Linked DNA regions of Homo sapiens: region 1 is linked to region 2. Evidence: read pairs that join two places in POLR2A ChIA-PET (ENCODE). Cell type or tissue: Panc1. All regions are shown on one strand. Each heading gives the region's core, and the rest is flanking DNA. Links, peaks and the distances in the headings are about the cores only. Region 1 has its middle 31 kb from the start of SCG2. Region 2 has its middle 38 kb from the start of SCG2.

Evidence for each region. Peaks named below come from ENCODE experiments on the same cell type or tissue, not always from the same donor. Only the 100,000 strongest peaks of a DNase experiment are listed, where the experiment ranks them.
Region 1: POLR2A ChIA-PET joins it to region 2 with 13 read pairs; 5 of 35 experiments call an interaction of 5 or more read pairs at or near these places.

What each region holds. Positions count from the first base shown.
Region 1 is chr2:223,569,726-223,572,650 of GRCh38, forward strand. No RefSeq gene overlaps it. Among named protein-coding and RNA genes, the nearest start is that of SCG2, 31 kb to the right of the region's middle. In Panc1, for the core only: no CTCF peak of the experiment used is centred there; no DNase peak of the experiment used is centred there.
Region 2 is chr2:223,639,399-223,642,323 of GRCh38, forward strand. No RefSeq gene overlaps it. Among named protein-coding and RNA genes, the nearest start is that of SCG2, 38 kb to the left of the region's middle. In Panc1, for the core only: no CTCF peak of the experiment used is centred there; no DNase peak of the experiment used is centred there; H3K27ac peaks cover 266 bases.

The DNA.
Region 1 (2,925 bases), core at 252-2,751, 70 kb before region 2:
TAACTTTATCAGTAATAAAGATAAATTTTTTTCCTGCAAATGCTGGCTCCTTTGTTTACATTCTCAGTTTCATTTTTTAAAATTCACACAGGAGGGAAGGGTTCTATTTATTGGACTTTCCTCAAAAACTCCACCAGGAAGAGCACACACTGTATTCAAGTATTCAAATAGGGGGAAAGTGGTTTAGAACACAAGCCGACTATGCTGGGCAGAATTTTAGGATGGCCCCCACATGTGGTAGCCCCTTGGTGTTCCTGCAGTGTATCGTCTCCTTCCCTTGAGAATGGGTGGCACTAGTGAATATTTTGGGTTATTATTCCTGAAATTAGGTTACTAACAAGTTAGCTGGAGTTAATAAAAACGAAGCTTATCCTCGGTGGGTCTAACTAATCAGGTGTTCTCTCTGCAAGAACATGAAGCTTCAGAGAGATGTGCTGCTGTTGGCCTGGAAGAAAAGCAAATAGCCATGTTGCAAATTGCTAATGGAGGGGCCACATAGCTAGAACCCAATGGAAATGCCTAGGAGCTGAGAGCAATCTCCACCCCAAAGCTGGCAAAAAGAAAGAGAGAGAGAGAGATAAAGAAAGAAAGAAGGAAAGAAAGAAGGAAAGAAAGAATGAAAGAAAGAAAGAAAGAAGAAAGAAGAAAGAAAGAAAGAAAGAAAGAAGAAAGAAAGAAAGAAAGAAAGAAAGAAAGAAAGAAAGAAAGAAAGAAAGAAAGAAAGGAAAGAAAAGAAAGAGTGAGAGAAAACAAGGACTACACTTCTGCAATTGCAAATAATTGAATTCTGCCAACAGCATAAAGGAGCTGGGAAGAGTACCTCAAACTCCAGGTGAGAATACAGCCTTAGCTGACACTCTGACATCTGCCTGTGAGACCCTAACAGAAAACCCAGCTGTGCCATGCCCGTATTTCTCACCCATGGAGAGTGTGACATAATAAACATGTTGTTTTATCGACTAAGTTTGTGGCACTTTGTTATGAAGCAATATAAAACTAACACAGCCATTGAATATTGACCATTCCCTTCAGATGGTTCTGTCTAAAAAGCTTGCAAGCCAATTGTTTTGAGTTGAAAAGCAACTTCTAGAGGAGCAAACTAATGACTCCTAAAAAGCATAGTTTGGTATTTTACATATATAGTGAGATTTAAAGGGGGACATCTGAGAGGAAAAGGGCAGAGCAGGGAACTGACGTAAATGTCCTAGAGCTGTGTGCCACGAGTCCAGATCAGAGGCCTTAGAGTGGCATGTAAGTGCATCATCAGCAAATAACAGAATGAAAGCCCCATGGAGGCAGAGTGCTGTAGTATGGGAAGGATGACCTCTCTACTCAACATCTCAAGCCATCAGTAAAAATATTAAGAAACAAGGGGCAAAGCTTGGGAATGGAATTGTGCACCAATCTGACATAAGAGGAGAAACTCAATGGCCTGTAAGTAGAAAAGAGATCAAAAGGGCAAAAGATTCACCCAAGTTAAGACAGCGAAGATTTCAGCTAAATGTAACTTAACCTATTATTTTCTTGTTTTTATTTATTTTTTTAAATAGAGATGAGTGCTCACCATATTGCCCATATTGCCCAGGCTAGCCTTGAACTCCTGGGCTAAAGCAATCCTCCTGCCTCGGCCTCCCAAAGTGTTGGGATTACAGGTGTGAGCCACCATGCCTGCCCCAAAATGTAACTTAACCTCTAAGGAGTAAAGAAGAATCTAGTTACAGTCATACAGCCAGGGCAGAGGAAGTGCTATGTACTTCAAATTCAAATGTGACTCAAGTGTTTAGCCATCAAAACCCCAGATCGCTGAGTGCAAGGGGAACCCAAGTCAATTTGGTGTGACATTGCAAAGAGAAAAGATGAACTAGTTAACTAAAAAGGGATAAGTGAATAGCTACATGCAAAAGATAATATTAGGTCCCTGTCTGACACCACATTATTATAAAGAAAAATCCACATGAACTAAAAACCTATGCAAGATTTTTTAACTTTTGGGAGAAAATATAGGCGATTTCTGTAATGAGGACAGAAAAGGATTTAGTAAACAAGTATTAAATTGTACAAACTATAAAGAAAAATATGAGATTAAACTACCTTAAAAATGAAAGAGCTTATGCACAACATAAGACATCATAAGGAAAGTTAAAAGACACACTGTCTGAAAGAAGAGATTTTAAAGCCATATAACTACCAAGACTGAAACATAAACAAATACAAAATCAGAACAGACTAATAAGTAAAGAGATTGAATCAGTCAAAAACCTTCCGAAAAAGAAAAGGTCTGACCCCAGATGGCGTCACTGATGAATTCTACCAAACATTTAAAGAAAAATGAATGCCAATCATATTTAAACTCTTCCAAAAATTGAAGAGGAGAAAACATTTCCAAATTCATTTTATGGGGCTGGTATTACCCTTATACCAAAGCCAGACAAGAACACTACAAGAAAGGAAAATTCCAGGCCAAATCCCTCATGAACATAGATCCAAAACTCCTCAACAAAATACTAGCAAACCAAATTCAACAGCACATTAAAAGAATTATACACCACAATCAAGTGGGATTTACTATGAGATGCAAGAATGGTTCAACATACACAAATCAATGAAGTGATATATCACATTAACAGAACGAAGGATAAAAACCATATGATCATCTCAGTAGATGCAGGAAAAAAAAATTTGACAAAATTCAACATTCTTTCATGATTAAAACTCTCAATAAATTACGTATAGATGAAATGTACATCAACATAATAAAGGCCACATATATCAAGCCCACAGCTAATGTCATACTCAATAGTGAAAAGTTGAAAGCCTTTCCTCTAGGATTAGGAACAAGAAAAGGATATCTACCCTCACCACTTCTAGACACATGACTGGAAATCCTAGAGAAAGCAAGCAAGATAAAAGTCATCCTAATCAGCA
Region 2 (2,925 bases), core at 229-2,728:
CATTTATTTATTTTTGTGTACTTTATAAAAAGAGTACAAATCAGTATGCTGCACAAACAAGTAGTCAATCTTATTAGATGCTTTTTAATACTATTGTACCTGTTGAATCTTGTTTGCTTTGTCTATAATAAACAACACTGTTGAAAATAGCTTCAGGTTGCTTTTCATGATCACCCATGCTTTGTTCCCTTTCAGTAGCTAAAATGAAAATAGGATTTGACATCAACAAAGAATAAAGACATGGGTAAAGAGAAAGATAAGTGAGCCTAACTACAAATGCCAGATCTTGGAATAAATTTAAATGTGAAATCACGTTGGGAAAGTGCATATGGTTGTGAAAGCATCAACTTATTTCCTAAGTCACAATAAGAAGAATTAAGCCAAAAAACGAACAAAAAAAATCAACCCCCCCAAAAAAAACTCAACTTTTTAAAAAAGAACATATTAAAATATTCTTGTCAAACATGCTTTCAGCATTGACTCTATTATTACTTTTGAGCCAAATCAGGTCACCAAGACTGGCCTAGGTGAAAGAGTATCAGTCTCAACTGAGGTTTATTTCACTGTGTCCTGTTCACGAATCAGCAAACAAACCTTGCAAAAGGGATGCCTACAATACTGAAAGCATGGAGGTGTGAGTTGATGGGGCTCTTGAATCCTGCTTTGTTCCTCATAGAGACATCCCAAAATTCAGTGGTCTGAACAACCCAGGGAGACTGAAGGAGGAGTGAATCACATAGAACTGAGTTCACTGCTTTGCATTCTATCTGAGGCCAAATGATGTCAAGTTGGGGAGAAGATATGTCAGCACTCAAAGGGCTGGTTTATTGCCACATGTATTAGTCCATTTTCATGCTGCTGATAAAGACATACCTAAGACTGGGCAATTTAGAAAAGAAAGGAGTTTAATGGACTCACAGTTCCACTTGGCTGGGGAGGCCTCACAATCATGGCAGATGGTGAAAGGCACATCTTACATGGCAGCAGACAAGAGAAAAGTACTTTTACACGGAAACTCCCCTTTATAAAACCATCAGATCTTGTGAGACTTATTCACTATCACGAGAATAGCACAGGAAAGACCTGCCCCCATGATTCAATTACCTCCCACTGGGTCCCTCCCACAACATGTGTGAATTGTGGGAATCACCAATTCAAGATGAGAATTTAGGTGGGGACACAGCCAAACCATATCACCATATATATTCATAATTTTAAAAAATTATATGGCATCTATTATGCATTTTACAAATGTGGTTTGTAAAAAACATCCAGTGAGAAAACTGAGGCACACAGCAATGAAATAACTGGCCCAAGGTCTCACAGCTAGAAAGTGGCAGAGCAGGATTCACACCAAGCCAGTCTCCAGAGTCCATTATGCTGCTTCCATAAAAGGATATCTTGTAATGCCTGTCTTTATACTTCCAAGTTTAATTTCTTGCTGTACCTTCAGGACTACTCCAGGTTTGGGTGCAGTAGACCCGAATTTGGCCTATTATAACATGCACCTGGAAACAGTCTTATTTACTTTCCTTACCTCAAGTCAAAGATGAGAGTTCAAATTACTATCTGGGTAGTGCAGAGCTCACACAGCTGTTTGCAAGTAAGTCTGACTGACTGCAAATGGACAGGTTTCTATATTCAGGCCGCTACATGTTTACTTTAAAAAACATTTGTTTAAAACCTGTGAAGCTCCGGAAATCTGCCAAAGTTGGTCATAAAGATGTCAAACCCAAGCCTCACAAGCTTACAGAAAGAGAATGTGTTGGCTCACAGGCCGTTAACAGGACAGAAGTTTCAAGTGGGGCTTAATATAAGTTCAGAGCATGCCACCAGGATCTATCTTGCAGCTTGACGTCCTTGTAATAACACAAACCAGTTTCTAGGATTAAATCCCATTACCCCTGATTGGCCTGCCTGGAGTCATGTGACCAGCTCGGATCACGCATCATGGTGGGGGCTGGGGAGCACACTCTCTGCCAAAAGGAGTAACAAGGGCCTCAGGCTCTAAGAACTTGATAAGCATCTCCTCCACCCCACATTTCCTAACTTAATATGACAACCAAGAATAAAGAGCATTTCTGCCCTGCAGTAAAGAAAGGATATATGTTTTTTTAAAAAGAAAAATGCACACACTATCCATCATGTTTGCACATGAGAAATAGGCCATGTCCCTAGGAATAGGAGGCTTATCAAGTCAATATGTGCACTGAGTCTTCAGGTGATTCTCTCAAAAGACTTCAGTTTCAACTATCAGACACACAGAAAAATATATTTCATCACCAAAATAAACAAGCTTACCAATTTTACTGTCCTCTTTACAATCTTTTTTTTAAGAAATGACACCTAGGCCAGGAGCGGCGGCTTATGCCTATATTCCCAGCACTTTGGGAAGCCGAGGCGGGCGGATCACCTGAGGTCAGGAGTTCAAGACCAGCCTGGCCAACATGGTGAAACCCCATCTCTAATTTTACAAAATACAAAATCAGTTTGGTTTGGTGGCACACACCTGTAATCCCAGCTACTCAGGAGGTTGAAGCAGGAGAATCGCTCCCGGGAGCTGGCGGTTGCAGTGAACCGAGATCGCCCCAAAGCACTCCAGCCTCGGTGACAAAATCAAAACTCTGTTAAAAAAAAAAAAAAAAAAGAAATGCCACCTAATGTGAAGATGTAAGGCCCCCATTCCATGCTGATACATGATACGTGATTCCATGTATTGGCAGGTTCTATTTCTAACAGTTTGCATTTTCAAAGGAGTGGAGAATGCCTCACTTCTAGCATGAGTACAATAATAAAAACAGACAGAAAGATCGTTAGTGATATGACCCAGCAACATGCCTCTTTTCCCATCTGAGCTCTGTTTTATGAACAAGGTTAAAGATGAAGTATGACCCCATTCAAGTCACCAGGGTAGGGGTAGGGCGT